Linked DNA regions of Homo sapiens: region 1 is linked to region 2. The links are chromatin loops, found by intact Hi-C in ENCODE. Cell type or tissue: Panc1. All regions are shown on one strand. Each heading gives the region's core, and the rest is flanking DNA. Links, peaks and the distances in the headings are about the cores only.

Region 1 (10,724 bases), core at 1,691-9,690, 82 kb after region 2:
AATTAAGCATGTAGAAACATATAATAATATAATTATTAAAACTATTGTATAAAATAGATAAAAAGCTCCCTAACACATTCTATGATGCCAGTATAATAGTTTAATACCAAGGCCATAAAAGGCAAACACGCACTAGGTAAACAACATTAACTAGAAAAATCCTAAAACCATGTTGACACATCATATCTATCTGTGCACTAAAACAATAATACATTATGGTTAAATGTCATTTATATCAATAACTCAGTAATTTAGAAACTAAAGAATAAATGTATTATTTCAACAGCTATCAAAAATCACTTCAAAATATGAAAGAATAAAAAGAAAACTTTATTGATTCAAAAAAGGAATATTTACCCCAAATTGAGATCAACCATCATAGTTGAAGATGAAATGCTAGAAGCACTTCCACAAATGCAAGATTGACCAACTTGCTACTACTAATTTTAAGAGTATTCATTGGACATTGGAGATTCTAGTCACTGAAATTATAGAGGAACAATAATTTCTTATGTAATACTTAAATCAGGTGAAGGATGAAGGTTGGGTTTGGGGGAGGCATAAAGTGTTCCAAGAAATATCACAGGTAAAGAGTTAAGACCTGGAAAGTGGAATAATTGTTTAATTCACAAGAAATTGGGAAAAGGGTCAATTATTCTGCCATATTCACATTATTATTGTTAAATACTTTACAAATAAATAAAATGTCCCCAACCAATATTTGTTGACTTCAAGGAGGAGGTTTCATTTTCTCATATATATTTTTACTATCCATTTTTAAAATAGGAGATTTTCTTAGGATTTCGGTGGGGAGTCAGAGTTTAGTTTCATGCTCCTAGATTTAAGAAGACTATAAATTAATTCTTCTACGAATCCAGATTATCACAGGGGAAAACGACATCAGCTATTACTTACTAGCATTACTGTGACCATTTGAGGATAAAGATGGAATGAAACAGCAAAGATACCGGGGACAAATCATTCTTGTTGCAGAATTCCTTCAATCCGCCATCTTTTTGTTCTAGTCTTGATAACGGGAATAACATCCACAAAACGCAAGGTGGCGCTGCTGGCTAAAAAGAGAGAGAGAAAAATAATTTCACAAAGAAAGGATGTTACAGATTCCAGAGCAAAGAGGCAATCTGAAGAGAAAAGCATAGGAAAGGAAACAGTGGTAATAGGAATTGGGGTAAAATGAGGATCCTTCCCCACAAACATTGCTATTATTCAGCTCATTTCAAAGGATTCCGCTGCTGCCATTTGTGAGAGCCGCTGGAGGCTGAGTGAAAGTCATTTTGAAAGACTGATCCAAAGAAGAATGGAGGCCAGAGTGGAGCGTGCTGTGCAGAAAAGGCAAGTCTTATTTCTTTGTGTATTTCTGGGAATGTCTTGGGCTGGCGCCGAACCGCTTCGGTATTTTGTGGCGGAGGAAACCGAGAGAGGCACCTTTCTTACCAACTTGGCAAAAGACCTAGGGTTAGGGGTAGGGGAACTGAGAGCCCGGGGAACTAGAATTGTTTCAGACCAGAACATGCAAATTTTACTGCTCAGTTCGCTTACTGGTGATCTACTTCTAAATGAGAAATTGGACCGAGAGGAACTGTGTGGCCCCAGAGAGCCCTGTGTGCTGCCTTTCCAGTTGTTATTGGAAAAACCTTTTCAGATTTTCCGTGCTGAACTATGGGTCAGAGACATCAATGATCACGCTCCAGTATTTCTAGACAGAGAGATTTCCTTGAAAATATTAGAAAGTACCACTCCAGGGGCGGCATTTCTCCTAGAGAGTGCACAGGATTCAGATGTTGGAACCAACAGCCTGAGTAACTACACCATCAGCCCCAATGCCTATTTCCATATTAATGTCCATGATAGCGGGGAGGGGAATATCTATCCCGAATTGGTGCTGAATCAAGTGCTGGATCGGGAAGAGATACCAGAGTTCAGTTTAACCCTCACCGCTTTAGACGGCGGCTCTCCTCCAAGATCAGGGACCGCCCTCGTGCGCATTCTGGTTCTAGACGTAAATGACAACGCCCCTGATTTTGTGCGGTCGCTCTACAAGGTGCAGGTGCCCGAAAATAGCCCCGTTGGTTCCATGGTTGTCTCCGTGTCAGCCAGAGATTTAGATACCGGAAGTAATGGGGAAATAGCCTATGCATTTTCTTACGCCACTGAAAGAATTCTCAAAACGTTTCAAATCAATCCAACATCTGGCAGTCTTCATCTTAAAGCGCAATTGGACTATGAGGCAATTCAAACTTACACATTAACTATTCAGGCCAAAGACGGCGGCGGGCTTTCTGGAAAATGCACTGTAGTGGTTGATGTAACAGATATAAACGATAATCGACCCGAGCTGCTCCTGTCTTCACTTACTAGCCCAATTGCAGAAAACTCACCCGAGACAGTCGTGGCTGTTTTTAGGATTAGAGACAGAGATTCCGGGAACAATGGAAAGACAGTGTGCTCCATCCAGGACGATGTCCCCTTCATCCTGAAGCCATCTGTCGAAAACTTCTATACTCTGGTAACAGAGAAACCTTTGGATCGAGAGAGGAACACTGAGTACAACATCACCATCACCGTCACCGACTTGGGGACACCCAGGCTGAAAACCGAGCACAACATAACCGTGCTGGTCTCCGACGTCAATGACAACGCTCCCGCCTTCACCCAAACCTCCTACACCCTGTTTGTCCGTGAGAACAACAGCCCCGCCCTGCCCATCGGCAGTGTCAGCGCCACAGACAGAGACTCGGGCACCAACGCCCAGGTCATCTACTCCCTGCTGCCGTCCCAGGACCCGCACCTGCCCCTCGCCTCCCTGGTCTCCATCAACGCGGACAACGGCCACCTGTTTGCCCTCAGGTCCCTGGACTACGAGGCCCTGCAGGCGTTCGAGTTCCGCGTGGGCGCCACAGACCGCGGCTCCCCCGCGCTGAGCAGCGAGGCGCTGGTGCGCGTGCTGGTGCTGGACGCCAACGACAACTCGCCCTTCGTGCTGTACCCGCTGCAGAACAGCTCCGCGCCCTGCACCGAGCCGTTGCCCCGGGCGGCCGAGCCGGGCTACCTGGTGACCAAGGTGGTGGCGGTGGACGGCGACTCGGGCCAGAACGCCTGGCTGTCGTACCAGCTGCTCAAGGCCACGGAGCCCGGGCTATTCGGCGTGTGGGCGCACAATGGCGAGGTGCGTACCGCCAGGCTGCTGAGCGAGCGCGACGCAGCCAAGCAGAGGCTGGTGGTGCTGGTCAAGGACAATGGCGAGCCTCCGCGCTCGGCCACCGCCACGCTGCACGTGCTCCTGGTGGACGGCTTCTCCCAGCCCTACCTGCGGCTCCCGGAGGCGGCCCCGGACCAGGCCAACTCGCTCACCGTCTACCTGGTGGTGGCGTTGGCCTCGGTGTCTTCGCTCTTCCTCCTCTCGGTGCTCCTGTTCGTGGCGGTGCGGCTGTGCAGGAGGAGCAGGGCGGCCCCGGTGGGTCGCTGCTCGGTGCCTGAGGGCCCCTTTCCACGACATCTGGTGGACTTGAGCGGCACCGGGACCCTATCCCAGAGCTACCAGTATGAGGTGTGCCTGACTGGAGGCTCCGGGACAAATGAGTTCAAGTTTCTGAAACCAATTATCCCCAACCTGCTACCCCAGAGCACAGGCAGGGAAGTGGAAGAAAATCGCCCATTTCAGAATAATTTGGGTTTCTGATAAAGAATGTAAACTAAATCCGCGTCTGTGAATACGTTTCTGATTAGGAACTTATTGCGAGGTTCCCTTAAGGGAGTGTCTTTACATCATTTCAAATATGTACTCTTGAAGTCAAGCAATAAATTTCTATACATAAAATAGGATCCTGATTTAGTATCAAGAACCCTTCACAAAGCATGAAATGTATATGTGTAATGTTTTATGTCAAACAATTATGCTTAATATACAGTCTATTAAATGTAAGTCTTGTTTGAGATATTTTAAATTGCTTTCCATTGTTTTCAATCTCTACTGAGACTTCCTGAGTTGATTAGAAAGCTGTATGAGTGTACCTACCCTAGTCTCAGAAGCATAGACTGTAGAGTATCTTTTTAAGCATTTTTAAAAAATGCTTTTAATGCATCATACACTATTTTAACACTTTTAATCTGAGAAGAAGCATATGAGGCATGGTATTTTAGGAATGAACAAATAGATGGTCTTAGAGATTCAGTAAGTTCACTAAGTTCCACTAACTAATAAGTGACAAAACTGAGCATCCATCCCAGATCTGTCTGACTCTGGGTCAGTGACCCTGCTCCGATTCCATACTGTTTTCTGTCATTAGATATCACCTGGCAAGTTTCTGCCTAATTAAGGAGAAGTCTTTTATCATATTTATACTGCTGTCCAATCTTTTCTATATTTAGAAATAATAATGTACATATTTATCTATGGTTTTATTTTCTTATACACCAAAAGTCCTGCTTTTCTGGGTCAATTTTCAACTATTATTACTAATGCTCTGATCTGTCCAAACTCAAGCGGAAAACAAAATTGAAAGGGCAACCTGTGCCTTCTCCTTTCTTCAGAACATATGACTTTCATTTCCCAGAAAAAAGATTAATGGTCCTGAGTAGGAATATTACATAATTTTGATTGCATCATTAGTTAATTATTTTCTTCATATTGTAGATTTTCTGCAGTCACCCATACTTAACATTTGTAATACATTTTCCTGATTTGAAAGTTTGTTTTTAAAAGTTTTCTATTAATTATAGTGCACTATTGAATCAGGAAAATTTAAGAAAAAGAATAGTTAGTTTTAAATGCATAATATCAAAGAGAATCATAGATGATCATTAAATTTTTAGAAATTCTCGGAAGTTAAGGAGAAGCACTGTTTTTTATAAAAATTTACAACTGATTTTTATTTTTAAAATATCTAGATAATTTTTGCATGGTTGCATTCTGAAAATATTATAAACTAGTGCTGGTAACTCTAATAAAGGTAGTATTACTATATATCACTGGTGGGATAGAATCTAGAGGCAAAAAAACCTCACAGCAGTAAAATCTTAAAATGCTTTCATGGTCTTAGGGTAAAATTATCTAATTTCTCCAACAAATAAATAGCATGAAAAACAGGAGGAGAGAAGTCTACAGTAGGAAAGATCTTACGAGATCTACCAATCAAACGTAATGTGTGGATCTTGTCTGGATCTTCATTCAAACATCAGCAATGACTTTGAAACACTTGGAAGAGTTTGAATATAGATGGGTATTAAGTAATATTAACTGAATTTTTTAGGTATAATAATGGCATTGTACTTAAGGGTATTTTTAGAGTCACTTAAAGTTATTATGCATTTAAAGAAATGTACAATGAAGTATTTGTGGGTGAAAATTCAGTTTGTCTGGAACGTAAAGATGTTGGAGGGATAGCGTCAAGAATTATGGCAAGACATTGATAATAGTTGATGCTAGTACTGAGTAATTGCAGGTTAATTTTACTCCTCTCCTTTTATGAGATATGAAAAATATCAAAATAAAAGCTTTTTAAAATTGATGCTATTAGAAGAGAAATAGAGGTAACAAAAAAGGACACGCTTCCCCAGAAATAAAATCACCACTGCTGTTACACATTTTGTCTCTATTTAGACAAGCTCTCCAGCCTTTCCCTGTTTACCTTCACTGTTTGACATAACTTCTCTACCTGAGATAGTCATGTTCCTGTACTATTCTACCATGTAATTTTGAGGTGTTTTTCTAGTTATAGCAATGGATTTATGCAGAGTCACCTACCTGGTGGTATCAAATTGCCATATACCGGGTACATAGTTTATTTTTAAGCTTAATCTCTCTTTGAATCAGTTTCCTCATGTGTAAGGTGGGGAAATCACAACAGCCCTATGTGGTAGGTGCTATTATTATCCTCATTTTACAGATGAGGAAATTAAAGCAGAGAGATTAAATAATTTGTTCGAGGTTCACAGCTACTAATTATTCCTATGGTTCATGGAAATAAAACTATAAAGATCTAAATGTTGCCCATGTTAACTACTATTATATTTGAAATTCTTTTTGCCAAGCTAGACTGTTACCTAAATATTTCCTTTTTGCCCAAAACTCAGTTAGCATTGTTGAAAGACTAACGCAATTTCTCCTTCGGGCAGTTGTCTGCTCAGTAACGTCCGGCGATATTAACCGTGGTGTTGTAACTTTACATAGTCCCAGGGTACATACAGGCAGAGTTGGGAATATTACATCTATTATCATCCCACAAAATGTAAGATCCTGTGAGGACCCGTGGTGGCGCTGCAGGATAAGAAGGCACAAACCAGAACCGCAGCTGCAGCTCCATTAACCGGCAAAAAGCAGCAGAACCTGGAAGTCCACGGGGAGCTTGGATGCCAAAGGGAGGACGGCTGGGTCCTCTGGAGAGGACTACTCACTGGCATATTTCTGAGGTATCTGTAGAAAACCACAGCCTCAGATACTGGGGACTTTACAGTCCCACAGAACCGTCCTCCCAGGAAGCTGAATTCAGCAAGAACAATGGAGGCCAGCGGGAAGCTCATTTGCAGACAAAGGCAAGTCCTTTTTTCCTTTCTCCTTTTGGGCTTATCTCTGGCGGGCGCGGCGGAACCTAGAAGCTATTCTGTGGTGGAGGAAACTGAGGGCAGCTCCTTTGTCACCAATTTAGCAAAGGACCTGGGTCTGGAGCAGAGGGAATTCTCCAGGCGGGGGGTTAGGGTTGTTTCCAGAGGGAACAAACTACATTTGCAGCTCAATCAGGAGACCGCGGATTTGTTGCTAAATGAGAAATTGGACCGTGAGGATCTGTGCGGTCACACAGAGCCCTGTGTGCTACGTTTCCAAGTGTTGCTAGAGAGTCCCTTCGAGTTTTTTCAAGCTGAGCTGCAAGTAATAGACATAAACGACCACTCTCCAGTATTTCTGGACAAACAAATGTTGGTGAAAGTATCAGAGAGCAGTCCTCCTGGGACTGCGTTTCCTCTGAAGAATGCTGAAGACTTAGATATAGGCCAAAACAATATTGAGAACTATATAATCAGCCCCAACTCCTATTTTCGGGTCCTCACCCGCAAACGCAGTGATGGCAGGAAATACCCAGAGCTGGTGCTGGACAAAGCGCTGGACCGAGAGGAAGAAGCTGAGCTCAGGTTAACACTCACAGCACTGGATGGTGGCTCTCCGCCCAGATCTGGCACTGCTCAGGTCTACATTGAAGTTGTCGATGTCAATGATAATGCCCCTGAATTTGAGCAGCCTTTCTATAGGGTGCAGATCTCTGAGGACAGTCCAATAAGCTTCCTGGTTGTGAAGGTCTCTGCCACGGATGTAGACACAGGAGTCAACGGAGAGATTTCCTATTCACTTTTCCAAGCTTCAGATGAGATAAGCAAAACTTTTAAGGTCGATTTCTTGACAGGAGAAATTCGACTAAAGAAACAACTTGATTTCGAAAAATTTCAGTCCTATGAAGTCAATATCGAGGCGAGAGATGCTGGAGGCTTTTCTGGAAAATGCACCGTTCTGATTCAAGTGATAGATGTGAACGACCATGCCCCAGAAGTTACCATGTCTGCATTTACCAGCCCAATACCTGAGAATGCGCCTGAAACTGTGGTTGCACTTTTCAGTGTTTCAGACCTTGATTCAGGAGAAAATGGGAAAATAAGTTGCTCCATTCAGGAGGATCTACCCTTCCTCCTGAAATCTTCTGTGGGGAACTTTTACACCCTACTAACAGAGACACCACTAGACAGAGAAAGCAGAGCCGAGTACAACGTCACTATCACCGTCACTGACTTAGGGACACCCAGGCTGACAACACATCTCAATATGACCGTGCTGGTGTCGGACGTCAATGACAACGCCCCCGCCTTCACCCAAACCTCCTACACCCTGTTCGTCCGCGAGAACAACAGCCCCGCCCTGCACATCGGCAGCGTCAGCGCCACAGACAGAGACTCGGGCACCAACGCCCAGGTCACCTACTCGCTGCTGCCGCCCCAGGATCCGCACCTGCCCCTCGCCTCCCTGGTCTCCATCAACACAGACAACGGCCACCTGTTCGCCCTCAGGTCGCTGGACTACGAGGCCCTGCAGGCGTTCGAGTTCCGGGTGGGCGCTTCAGACCGCGGCTCCCCGGCTTTGAGCAGCGAGGCGCTGGTGCGCGTGCTGGTGCTGGACGCCAACGACAACTCGCCCTTCGTGCTGTACCCGCTGCAGAATGGCTCCGCGCCCTGCACCGAGCTGGTGCCCCGGGCGGCCGAGCCGGGCTACCTGGTGACCAAGGTGGTGGCGGTGGACGGCGACTCGGGCCAGAACGCCTGGCTGTCGTACCAGCTGCTCAAGGCCACGGAGCCCGGGCTGTTCGGTGTGTGGGCGCACAATGGCGAGGTGCGCACCGCCAGGCTGCTGAGCGAGCGCGACGCGGCCAAGCAGAGGCTGGTGGTGCTGGTCAAGGACAATGGCGAGCCTCCGTGCTCGGCCACCGCCACGCTGCACGTGCTCCTGGTGGACGGCTTCTCCCAGCCCTACCTGCCGCTTCCGGAGGCTGCCCCAGCCCAGGGCCAGGCCGACTCTCTCACCGTCTACCTGGTGGTGGCGTTGGCCTCGGTGTCTTCGCTCTTCCTCTTCTCGGTGCTCCTGTTCGTGGCGGTGCTGCTGTGTAGGAGGAGCAGGGCGGCCTCGGTGGGTCGCTGCTCAGTGCCTGAGGGCCCCTTTCCAGGGCATCTGGTGGACGTGAGGGGCACCGGGAGCCTGTCTCAGAACTATCAGTACGAGGTGTGCCTGGCAGGAGGCTCAGGGACGAATGAGTTCCAGCTCCTGAAACCAGTATTACCTAATATTCAGGGCCATTCTTTTGGGCCAGAAATGGAACAAAACTCTAACTTTAGGAATGGCTTTGGTTTCAGCCTTCAGTTAAAGTAATTGATTTCATATTATATATTTTAATTTTTATGATCAATTCAAAGGAATGGTTTTCTGTCAACTTAGCATAAATTTTAAATTACACTACATTTGCCCATAGTATTTGTCTTGTTTTCACTGTTTTAAAAAATGATATCTCATCTTCTCTTCATTAGTATATCCAGTGGACTCTAATCATAATTCTTTAACAGTGCAATTTTTGTTAAAATGTACATAGTAAAATGCACAGATCTGAAGTGAAGAAATTAATGTAACTGATCTTTTTAAGCCTTTATTTTTTGATTTCTAATCTAGGTAAAATTTAGTTAAAAGTGGTGTAGAGAATGTTTTACATTTATTGCCTTTTAAATGTTTCCCCAAGTCCTAAGGGAGTTGACATATTATCCCCTTTTTTAAATATGAGAAAACTGAGGCTTAGAAAGGTAACTTGGCTGTGAGCTGTGGCTCACACCTGTAATCATAACACTTTGAGAGGCTGAGGCAAGCTGAACCCTTTGAGCTCAGTAGTTCGAGACCAGCCTGGGCAATGGGGCAAAACACTGACACTAACAAAAATACAAAAATTAGCCAGGTGTGATTGCGAACCTGTAGTCCCAGCTACTCAGGAGGCTGAGGTAAGAGGATCCCCTGAGCCCAGGAGACAGAGACTACAGTGAGCCAAGATTGTGCCATTGCACTCCAGGCTGGGTGACAGAGTGAGACCTCATTCCCCCCCACAAAAAACGATTAACTTTCTTATAATTCTGAAATAATAAAGGTAAAAATTTAAAATATAATCTAAGTCTAGCCAATATGCTATATGGTCAGGCATTAACTGATAGCATTGTTTTTCTAACTAAGGAAGTGAAATTTATGTTATTCCTACTCCTACTCCATGAACTAAACTCTCATGTGAAAATATAAGTTTTAGTTTATAGTTTGTTTATACTACTCTGCACAAATATACCCATGTTCTTATCAAAGCTCTAAGTATGCTGGGACAGATACTACAAATGAACTTTATGATGAGCGAATTAACCTGATTTATAGTCCTGTACTTTCTCTACGTGCCATATCCATTATTAAAGAAATGAGTCTAAGTAGGAAGTAGAGTTAACCTATAGTTTCATTTCTTGAATTTCTTATTCTCTTTCTTCAGTCTTTTTCAGTTAACCTACACACACACACACACACACACACACACACACACACACACACATATGTTTATAAGTGGGATGGGAGAACGGGTACGGTGATAATTAAAAGAGGTAAGGTTTCTCTTGAGATGAAAATGTTCTAAAATTGTGATGGCGGATGCACACCTCTGAATATATTAAAAGCCATTGAAATGAAAAAAGGGTGGGGGGAATCCAAAAGTGTAGCAGACCCAACCTTGAGATTTGCTTGTTTGGGAATGAATTTTCCAATAACTTGAAAGTTGTAAAAACTCACACTTCTCAGGGTTAGGTGTCAGAAAGAAAAGGAAGTAATTTATTCTTTAATAAAGCAATTGTTAAATACTCTTTAGAACTACCACTGATTGCAATTTTGCAGTGTCTACTCATAGTGTCTATATAGGTACCATGAAAAAGATGTACTTGTGAAACTGTTCTCATGTTACTTCAGAAAAATTTTGCTTCTAAGTGTGTATTCTATGTCTGGTTAAATGTTCATTGAATTTTATTTAATCATTAATCTCAACAGCATTAAACAGTCAATAACATAAATGACAGTCTTCTCTTTGTACTCCTCCCTGTACAACATCACAGAGCTCCATCTGTATACACGAAAGTCACATGAAAATAGAACTCAGTGTTTTGTA
Region 2 (10,724 bases), core at 868-8,867:
GTGCTGGGATTACAGGTGTGAGCCACCACGTGTAGCCGACCTTTATTTTGAAATCTTGTTTGCTTGAGCTTCATGAAATGTATGTCTTGATAGATTATGGGGAAACTTATTTGTATCCTCAATAAGGTAAAAGTAAATTAGTTGAATATGCCCCCAATTTTCACACTAGATTAGGGTAATAAACTATGCCAGAACACTCCCTTCTTGTCCTAGAATATTTCTCTTATATTTTCTGCAGAATCTTAGTGTTAGATCACTGAAAACCCCTCCTTCTTCTGCCATCTTATGGCTGAGTAAGTAAAGCCAGCTTGTGGGCAGAAGGCATTGAAAGGCTGAAGATCCCTCTCTATTGAAAGAGGGATACTAGTGGGGATAATATCTCCATATCATTTGGCATTATCTTTGATAGGAAAATGGTCATGTAAATCCCTTTGACTACCCTTTCTCCTAATTCTTGTAATTTTCATCTCATGGCAGTCAAAAGATCAAATCACCCTTTAGTCCAAAAAAGAGAGAGGCAAGCTTAATTATGACAGATACTCAAACAATGTGTTCTTATTTAGTTTTTGAATGGCTGTACTTTTGTAATAAGACTGTAATGACTTGCTTTCATTTTTGGTATGTTTTTGAAAATATTTTTCTATTCCTGTATATGAAATTATTTGTGTAACATTTTAATATGTTAGATTTTATTAAATGAATCTTCAAAATTATGAAAGTGACTCCTAGGATAATGTCTCTGCTTGTGCAGCATATGAAAAGTAAAGCGAAACCTAAGAAATTAAACCTACTGTAATAACATAATTTTTAAATTATGCAATAGATTCCCCTCATTATAATATAAATAATTACTATATGTAAACATATTTCATTCAGACTTATAAATATGCTATAAATTATAATCTAATATATATGATTCCTTATTAAAGGAGATTAAGAAAATAAGAGCATTTGTAAAGAAGGAAGGTGTATTCTCATCAAGGTTTAAGAAAATAAATGATTTAAAATAGCATAGCGGATATAATGCATTTAAAGCTGGAAACCTATATACGAATATAAAATATTGGTGTTGGTTATATAATCTTTGAAAAAGAGAAACTTACTTCTATTTCTAGGTGTGTTAATAGCATTGAAATGAAAGATGGGTAAAACCTTCTGAATTGTGAGGACACATGACAACATGAGAGGTTTTAAAATTTTTTTCACAATAAAACCTAATGTGTTCTTGGTTATTGTATCCTCTGAAATATCTTAGATATTAAGTTTTCTATTCTCCAGCTTGTGAGAAGAGATTATGTTATTTTCTTCATATTACCTATTTTCCTCTCCTTTATGTTATCCCAAATTAACCATAACTGCTTTAGTTCAGAAAACCTGTCCAAAGGAAATAGCCATATACCTGGTTAAATATAAAATTTCGAGTAACCTACCAGTTATAATTTGCCTGTATGATATAACTGATCTTCACTACATCTATTTCGGACCCTAATCAGGTTTTGCAGATTATATAAAAAGCTGTTTTTAAAGACTTGGACCTTGGGTGTTATTCACCTCAATGAATTTGTTTAATGCTCAATGTCAATGAATTAACATATTTTGAATTATTATAACATCCATATAAAAGTAATAATCATGGAAAGCAAAAAATAATATCAACAGGTAGAGATAGGCATTTGTTTTCTAAATGTTAAGAAAAGGAACCTGTGATTATCCTTTTTTTAGCCAGTTACAAGATGATAAATGAGAGCTTTTTAAAATATTATGCTATTGTTACATTTAATAAATCATCCAGTCCAGTTTTCTGAAAATACAGGGGATAGAAGAACAGGTTAAATGATACCATGAGGAAACAATCAAATTTGGAATGTAGGACATCCTACAAAACAACTAGTCTGGACACTTCAGAAATCTAATGTCATTAAAGATGGGGGAGTATTCTAGAGTAAATAGATCTAATAGCCAAATACAATTATCAAAGTTGGTTGAAAAAGTTTCTAAGACATTCCTTATAACAAATAGTTAAAAAAGTAAGTGCATTTGTCAAAGGAACTTGAGTGAGTGTGAATTCTTATCAAAATTGAGGAAAAGATAATGGAAAGACAGTGAAATTTGATTGGGGCTGGATTTTAGATAACTGTAGAATTTTTTTAAATTTTCTTAGGTATGATAGAACCATTATGATTATATGAGATAATATTATAATTATGTGATACCTGCTGAAATATTTAGAGGTGAAATATGATGTCTGCAAGTTACTTTCATATAAGTCATCAGAAAAGCGGGTGTGTGTACAGAATAAGATAGAACAAATATGGTAAAATATAAACAATTGTTAAGTTTGGATGGAGGTTAGAGTTGTAGTTTATGTATAGTTCTTTTAACTGTTCTATATATTTAATTTTTTTCTTCATCCCCCAATTTTTTAACCCAATGGATCTTTTAGAGACACATCCTAATATTTATTATTATTATTATTATTTTGAGATGGAGTCTCGCTTTGTCACCAGGCTTGGAGTGCAATGGCATGATCTCAGCTCACTGCAATCTCCGCCTCCCGGGTTCAAGTGATTCTCCTGCCTCACCCTCCCAAGTAGCTGGGATTACAGGCACCCATCACCATGCCTGGCTCATTTTTTTTGTATTTTTAGTAGAGATGGGGTTTCACCAGGTTGGCCAGGATGGTCTTGATCTCTTGACCTCGTGATCTGCCTGCCTCGGCCTCCCAAAGTAAAATTATTTTTTAAAGCAGCCTTAGAGTTTACAGAAAATTGAGCAAATAGTACAAACAGTTCCCCTCACATACCGATTTTCTCCCACTCAAAGTTTCCCTGTTATCAAAATCTTGCATTACTGTGGTACATTTGTTACAATTGATGAGCCAATACTGGTAAATTATTAACTAAATTTCATAGTTTAGTGTTCACTCTTTGTGTTGTATAGTTCTGTGGATTTTGACAACGGCATAATGTCATGTATCTACCATTGTAGTATCGTAAAGTACCCCATGTTTAACCTCTTCATCCCCCTCCCTCTTCTTCCTAGCTATCACTTGTCTTTTAAATGTCTCTATAATTTGGCCTTTTTCAGAGTATCATGTAATTTGAATTATACAGTATCATTGCCTTTTCAGACTGGATTCTTTCACTGAGAAATATGCATTTAAGTTTCCTTCATGTCATTCTGTGGCTTGATAACTTCTTTATATTAACATTAAAAAAGAAACAAAAAGACAAAATTAAAAAACCTAACAACAAACAATGACATATATACCCTGTTTGGAAGCAGATTGAAGAAACCATCACTGAAAAGACATTTTTAAAGATAATTGGGGAAACTGGAATATTTACTGGCTATTTAATATTATGAAATTGCTCTTTGCTAGATGTGGTAATTGAATTGAGGTTATGTTGAAAGTTCTCCTAGGCATTAGAAAGGAAAATAATATTGATACATTTACAATAAGGAAATATCTGGCTGCTCTTGGAGAGTTTCATGAGGCTCAGACACATCAAAGTTCAGGAAAATGTGAAGTGGGAGCAGTGCAAAGAAAGAAATATGAGTAAGGAGACTATTTCAGTGCCCATTAAAATACTCTTATTTGGATTCTGTGCTTTTCCTGGGTCTCTGTTTTTCAGCTGGGTTTGAGTGTGATGATGGTAATCTAACCACCACTGAGTTGCACACATGCCCAAACTCTGAATAAAAATAGAACTTTCTTAGTCTAAGCCTTCTTTCCGAAGCATGCTAGGACTGAGATCACTCCCTTCCAGGTTCTGAAATTTATTTTTTCCAGTTTGAAAAAAAAAAAAAGCTTGGATTTGTGAGGGAAGTGAAGATTTATTTATTCTTGCCCTGTCTCTATGGGTGCAATGAAGAGCCTTTCGAAACGCCAATAAGACTTCGGTACACTGAGAGACACTACTTGAAAATACTCAATTTCGATTGCCATCAGCCTGAAAGAAAGCACTGGGATTTTCTTAAAGTTTAGGAGAAAATAAATACTCGGAAGAGACGCGGGGTGGCGCTGCAGCCTTAGAAGTAGCAGAAACAAAGCACCCAGCCGACGCTCCCTTACCCAGATACTCAGCTAAAGAAGCAGCAAGCAGGAAGAGGAGGCTTTCTAAGGCGGTCGCTCCGGGAAATCCGGGCCCTAGGATTGTCCACTCATCCCAGTATCAGCGAGATACGGGGAGATAGAGTTAGCGACAACGTGAGCCAGAGCTGGAGCACGTTTGGTGAGAGACCAGAAAGCAATGGAGGCCGGAGAGGGGAAGGAGCGCGTTCCGAAACAAAGGCAAGTCCTGATATTCTTTGTTTTGCTGGGCATAGCTCAGGCTAGTTGCCAGCCTAGGCACTATTCAGTGGCCGAGGAAACGGAGAGTGGCTCCTTTGTGGCCAATTTGTTAAAAGACCTGGGGCTGGAGATAGGAGAACTTGCTGTGAGGGGGGCCAGGGTCGTTTCCAAAGGAAAAAAAATGCATTTGCAGTTCGATAGGCAGACCGGGGATTTGTTGTTAAATGAGAAATTGGACCGGGAGGAGCTGTGCGGCCCCACAGAGCCCTGTGTCCTACCTTTCCAGGTGTTACTAGAAAATCCCTTGCAGTTTTTTCAGGCGGAGCTACGGATTAGGGACGTAAATGATCATTCCCCAGTTTTCCTAGACAAAGAAATACTTTTGAAAATTCCAGAAAGTATCACTCCTGGAACTACTTTCTTAATAGAACGTGCCCAGGACTTGGATGTAGGAACCAACAGTCTCCAAAATTACACAATCAGTCCCAATTTCCACTTTCATCTTAATTTACAAGACAGTCTCGATGGCATAATATTACCACAGCTGGTGCTGAACAGAGCCCTGGATCGCGAGGAGCAGCCTGAGATCAGGTTAACCCTCACAGCGCTAGATGGCGGGAGTCCACCCAGGTCCGGCACGGCCCTGGTACGGATTGAAGTTGTGGACATCAATGACAACGTCCCAGAGTTTGCAAAGCTGCTCTATGAGGTGCAGATCCCGGAGGACAGCCCCGTTGGATCCCAGGTTGCCATCGTCTCTGCCAGGGATTTAGACATTGGAACTAATGGAGAAATATCTTATGCATTTTCCCAAGCATCTGAAGACATTCGCAAAACGTTTCGATTAAGTGCAAAATCGGGAGAACTGCTTTTAAGACAGAAACTGGATTTCGAATCCATCCAGACATACACAGTAAATATTCAGGCGACAGATGGTGGGGGCCTATCTGGAACTTGTGTGGTATTTGTCCAAGTGATGGATTTGAATGACAATCCTCCGGAACTAACTATGTCGACACTTATCAATCAGATCCCAGAAAACTTGCAGGACACCCTCATTGCTGTATTCAGCGTTTCAGATCCTGACTCCGGAGACAACGGAAGGATGGTGTGCTCCATCCAAGATGATCTTCCTTTTTTCTTGAAACCTTCTGTTGAGAACTTTTACACTCTGGTGATAAGCACGGCCCTGGACCGGGAGACCAGATCCGAATACAACATCACCATCACCGTCACCGACTTCGGGACACCCAGGCTGAAAACCGAGCACAACATAACCGTGCTGGTCTCCGACGTCAATGACAACGCCCCCGCCTTCACCCAAACCTCCTACACCCTGTTCGTCCGCGAGAACAACAGCCCCGCCCTGCACATCGGCAGCGTCAGCGCCACAGACAGAGACTCGGGCACCAACGCCCAGGTCACCTACTCGCTGCTGCCGCCCCAGGACCCGCACCTGCCCCTCGCCTCCCTGGTCTCCATCAACGCGGACAACGGCCACCTGTTCGCTCTCCAGTCGCTGGACTACGAGGCCCTGCAGGCGTTCGAGTTCCGCGTGGGCGCCGCAGACCGCGGCTCCCCGGCGTTGAGCAGCGAGGCGCTGGTGCGCGTGCTGGTGCTGGACGCCAACGACAACTCGCCCTTCGTGCTGTACCCGCTGCAGAACGGCTCCGCGCCCTGCACCGAGCTGGTGCCCCGGGCGGCCGAGCCGGGCTACCTGGTGACCAAGGTGGTGGCGGTGGACGGCGACTCGGGCCAGAACGCCTGGCTGTCGTACCAGCTGCTCAAGGCCACGGAGCCCGGGCTGTTCGGCGTGTGGGCGCACAATGGCGAGGTGCGCACCGCCAGGCTGCTGAGGGAGCGCGACGCTGCCAAGCAGAGGCTGGTGGTGCTGGTCAAGGACAATGGCGAGCCTCCGCGCTCGGCCACCGCCACGCTGCACGTGCTCCTGGTGGACGGCTTCTCCCAGCCCTACCTGCTGCTCCCGGAGGCGGCACCGGCCCAGGCCCAGGCCGACTTGCTCACCGTCTACCTGGTGGTGGCGTTGGCCTCGGTGTCTTCGCTCTTCCTCTTCTCGGTGCTCCTGTTCGTGGCGGTGCGGCTGTGCAGGAGGAGCAGGGCGGCCTCGGTGGGTCGCTGCTCGGTGCCCGAGGGCCCCTTTCCAGGGCAGATGGTGGACGTGAGCGGCACCGGGACCCTGTCCCAGAGCTACCAGTACGAGGTGTGTCTGACTGGAGGCTCCGGGACAAATGAGTTCAAGTTCCTGAAGCCAATTATCCCCAACTTCGTTGCTCAGGGTGCAGAGAGGGTTAGCGAGGCAAATCCCAGTTTCAGGAAGAGCTTTGAATTCACTTAAGTGTTAATAAGGATCTACTGAGGCTAGTCTCGTTTAATTTGTGGAAAGTCCTTTTTTACTGCTTTGCCCATTGGAGGTGTCTCCTTTTATTAGAAAGTAACCATCTTATTCCAATTCTATGCATGTTACTGGTATTTATAAATGTATGAGTTTTTTTGCGGTATAATAAATGTAAATTTTCTTTGTATTCTAATTGTTGGTTAGTTTCATTGCAATTTAATTGCATTTAAAGTGTAAAAGTAAATTTTGTATTTTCAGAAATCTTTAAGTTAGAGCATCTTTTCCAGACCTCACAGTCTATGGTCCTAGATAATTTTGAAGTCCTACATTTGAAAATATTTGTTATCATTACATGAGTTATATTTTCCAGCCCAGAATATTTGTGTTTTTTATATCCTCTTAGGCTAGTGTAAATTCTATCCTGTGAATTCACATTGGCTAACCCTTTAAATAGGTATATTTATGAATAATATAGCAAGCACCGTCCTTACGTTTTTCAATATATGTAATTTTTTTTTTTTTTTGAGATGGAGTTTTGCACTTGTTGCTCAGGCTGTAGTGGAGTGCAATGGCGCAATCTCGGCTCGCCGCAACCTCTGCCTCCCGGGTTCAAGCGATTCTCCTGCCTCAGCCTCCCAAGTAGCTGGGATTACAGGCATGCATCATTATGCCCGGCTAATTTTGTATTTTTAGTAGAGACAGGGTGTCTCCATGTTGGTCAGGTTGGTCTTGAACTCCTGACCTTAGGTGATCTGCCCACCTCAGCCTCCCAAAGTGCTGGGATTACAGGCGTGAGCCACCGCCCCCCAGTCCAATATGTATACTTCTTTCAAGTGTTGACATATGAAAAGTATTAGTCTTTAGAGATTGTAAGAATTTTAACTGTTGGATTCTACAAGGCACTAACATCATAAGTGCTCTAATAAATTTTTGTCAAAAGTCAATCATTAATATTCAAAAATGTAGATAAATAATACATGTCTAGCAATTTTCAAAGGCATGCTAATTCATCATGCTTTCTCTTTCAAATAGTTTTTTTAAGAGCCCTCTGCTTATTCCAGTCCCCCCCTTTAAAATCTTTTAAAATTATTAATAACCTATTAACTTTGAGCACTTCATTAAAATCCAAAAAATTTGAGGGAGTACATGTCTTTGTCCTTTACCTTTAGAACCCTCAAACATAGCTTGGTATTGCTGTTTTTAAAATTTTCTGGAGCATTTAGGATTCACTTAGAAACAAGCCTTTAGGGAGAAAAATTTATCTAGCACCACTCACTCTATTTTTTTGCACTGACTACTTCTATTTTTCCCCCTTTCATTTCCCTAGACTTTTCAATGCTTTTTTATAAAGGTGCTTGAGTTCTGTTTCTCAACAGCTCCCTCATTTATTGAATGATTCACACAGTCACTGGAATATTATAGGCTCTTAATAAAATTTTTGAATGATTGAAAGAGAGAAAAGTATTTTACCTGTGATATATTGATATTTAAATAAACTAGAACACTTAAAGGAAAACATTTTGCTGGAATCAAATACTCTTTGGTGTACAATGAATTATAATTTTGTTATTAATTGAATTGGTTACCATTGTTTGAACATGCAGTTATCATTCTGTTGTCGCTTTCCTTCAACATATTTTTACTTTTTCTCTTAATGCTTAAATTGAGCCTCCTTTCCTGTCCACTGGCTTAAGGAATACAGATGGCTTTTAATTTTATTACTTAAATTTCCTTCCATAGTTCCCTAAATGACTCACCCAACTGTTTTCATTTCTTGCAGTTTACTTTCTGATCCATACATTAAAACAAATCTTAATTCTTAATGTTACTCAGTCTATCTTTATATTTTTATATCATTTTTACATACATTTGAATGAGCTATCCTATTAAAATTTTAATATTAACTTTGAAGGTCTTGTTTTGAGATTAGCAATGGTGTAGAGCGCTGTGTTGGTATCAAAAGTCTCTGATCAACCAACTCATTACCTGTAGGATTTTGGATGAGTCACAAAGTTTCTTTTCTTCTACCCAAATGATAGCAGGTATTTGAATAGCTTGCAGTTATACTCAATATAAAGACATAAAAGTGAAATTGCTGTTATTTTTAGTATCACTAGTATTAAGAGCAAACATTCTTGATAATTGTGTAGAAGTACAAAAGCGGCTACATTGAACACATATTTGCACTGTTTTATTTCTGTACCAACAACCTTGCAATGGCTTCCTTTTGTTCTTAGAATAATAAAATCCAAGCGCCCATTATTTGGCCTTGGTTTACCTTTTCAGCCTTCCTTTCCACTTACTCTTGAGACATTAAGTTTTGTATTCACTGTACTTCATTCATTATCTATTAATAGCTATGCTTTGCTCTCTCAGGGCCTTCACACATTCTACAGTCTTAGCCTGGCACACTTCTCCTATTTCATGTTTCAGATTAAATGGTGCACCTTGGGGGAAACTTTCTTAATCACTCTCCATTAAGTTAGGTCCCCGTATTGCATACTTTCAGTGCACTCAGTACCTTTTCTATGTAGCACTTTTCACACTGTTTAAACATCTGTTTAAAGACTGTACACCCACTAGATGGAAAATTGTTGTAAGATATACAGACATTGTCTTGTTACCACCACTTGCCTAACTTCTACAAACTCAACAATTATCTGTGGAAATAAACTAATACAGATGAAATGAATAATTGTAAATTTGCTCTGAAATAAGAAGAGAAAGCACTTTAAGTGTTCCTTGAGCATGATAATCTGGAAGAAATTAGGTATTTGTAGTCCTCTGGATCCACCTCTGACATGATATATTTTCTTTTTTACCACCTTGCAGGAGGTGTCTTTTCCTTGTGTTTTTCTGGTATATGCAATTCGGGCTCATTTCACAAAGTTTAGGAAAAAAAGAAAAACATAAATAGGATAGTGAAGCATGCTATCATCTAGAGCAAAAATCTTTTGAAGTTTGTGTGTAATTATTACAAAAGGGGAGGGGTAAACTAGTATGTGTACACTTCCGTTAAATCGTGTAAATGAGGACTCTACCAGGAAGAATCGCTGCTCGTAGATAAAAGTGCATTTTATTTCCCTAGATTGCATTTATTTAATTCATATAACATGAGAAACTCCTCCAGTAGCGTCAACTAGGGTTGATAAGAATAATCGATAAAGCAAAATAAAAACACCTTCTCCAAGATTTTGTAACTGCAAGCGAACGCATGGTGGCGCTGTTGACTAAGAAGGCGAATTAAACCACAGGCATTGTGCATGCTCGGTGACGCACGGATCCAGTGTGGTAAACCAGCGGTTGAGAGCCCAGGCAGATTTTTGAGCCAGCAAGTCTGAGCCTCTGGAAAGGCTTATTCACTAGGCCGTCTACAAAGGTTGTGGGGCAAAAGACTGTTTCCCAGCTCTGTCTGAGGTTCAGCTTGGCGACATTCCCTGGAAGAGCGTGACGGAAAGTGCAATGGAGGCGGGAGGAGAGCGATTTCTTAGACAAAGGCAAGTCTTGCTTCTCTTTGTTTTTCTGGGAGGGTCTCTGGCTGGGTCCGAGTCAAGACGCTATTCTGTGGCTGAGGAAAAAGAGAAGGGCTTTTTAATAGCCAACCTAGCAAAGGATCTGGGACTAAGGGTAGAGGAACTGGCCGCGAGGGGGGCCCAAGTTGTGTCCAAAGGGAACAAACAGCATTTTCAGCTCAGTCATCAGACAGGTGATTTGCTCCTGAATGAGAAATTGGACCGGGAGGAGCTATGCGGCCCCACAGAACCATGCATACTACATTTTCAGATATTACTGCAAAACCCTTTGCAATTCGTTACAAACGAGCTCCGTATCATAGATGTAAATGACCATTCTCCGGTATTCTTTGAAAATGAAATGCATCTGAAAATCCTAGAAAGCACTCTGCCAGGAACAGTAATTCCTTTGGGAAATGCTGAGGACTTGGATGTGGGAAGAAACAGCCTCCAAAACTACACTATCACTCCGAATTCCCACTTCCACGTACTCACTCGCAGTCGTAGGGACGGAAGGAAGTACCCGGAACTAGTACTGGATAAAGCGCTCGATCCGGAGGAG

What was found. Hi-C counts contacts between places; a loop is a spot of excess contacts. Peaks named below come from ENCODE experiments on the same cell type or tissue, not always from the same donor. Only the 100,000 strongest peaks of a DNase experiment are listed, where the experiment ranks them.
Region 1: a loop joins it to region 2, with 3 times the contacts of the local background. A loop is called at or near these places in 5 of 110 quality-filtered maps.

What each region holds. Positions count from the first base shown.
Region 1 is chr5:141,171,518-141,182,241 of GRCh38, forward strand. PCDHB7 (protocadherin beta 7) reads left to right here and starts at 1,127. Exons shown (of 1, transcript NM_018940.4): 1 at 1,127-4,866. The coding sequence starts at 1,319. The coding sequence ends at 3,700. It overlaps PCDHB8 (protocadherin beta 8), which reads left to right and starts at 6,273. Exons shown (of 1, transcript NM_019120.5): 1 at 6,273-9,022. The coding sequence starts at 6,518. The coding sequence ends at 8,923. It also overlaps PCDHB@. RefSeq lists an enhancer at 3,097-3,727. In Panc1, for the core only: CTCF peaks have their summits at 6,270 and 6,526; no DNase peak of the experiment used is centred there; H3K4me3 peaks cover 529 bases; H3K27me3 peaks cover 2,361 bases.
Region 2 is chr5:141,090,538-141,101,261 of GRCh38, forward strand. It overlaps PCDHB2 (protocadherin beta 2), which reads left to right and starts at 4,078. Exons shown (of 1, transcript NM_018936.4): 1 at 4,078-8,166. The coding sequence starts at 4,254. The coding sequence ends at 6,650. PCDHB3 (protocadherin beta 3) reads left to right here and starts at 9,936. Exons shown (of 1, transcript NM_018937.5): 1 at 9,936-10,724. The coding sequence starts at 10,113. It also overlaps PCDHB@. In Panc1, for the core only: CTCF peaks have their summits at 4,025 and 4,224; no DNase peak of the experiment used is centred there; H3K4me3 peaks cover 1,440 bases; H3K27ac peaks cover 1,326 bases.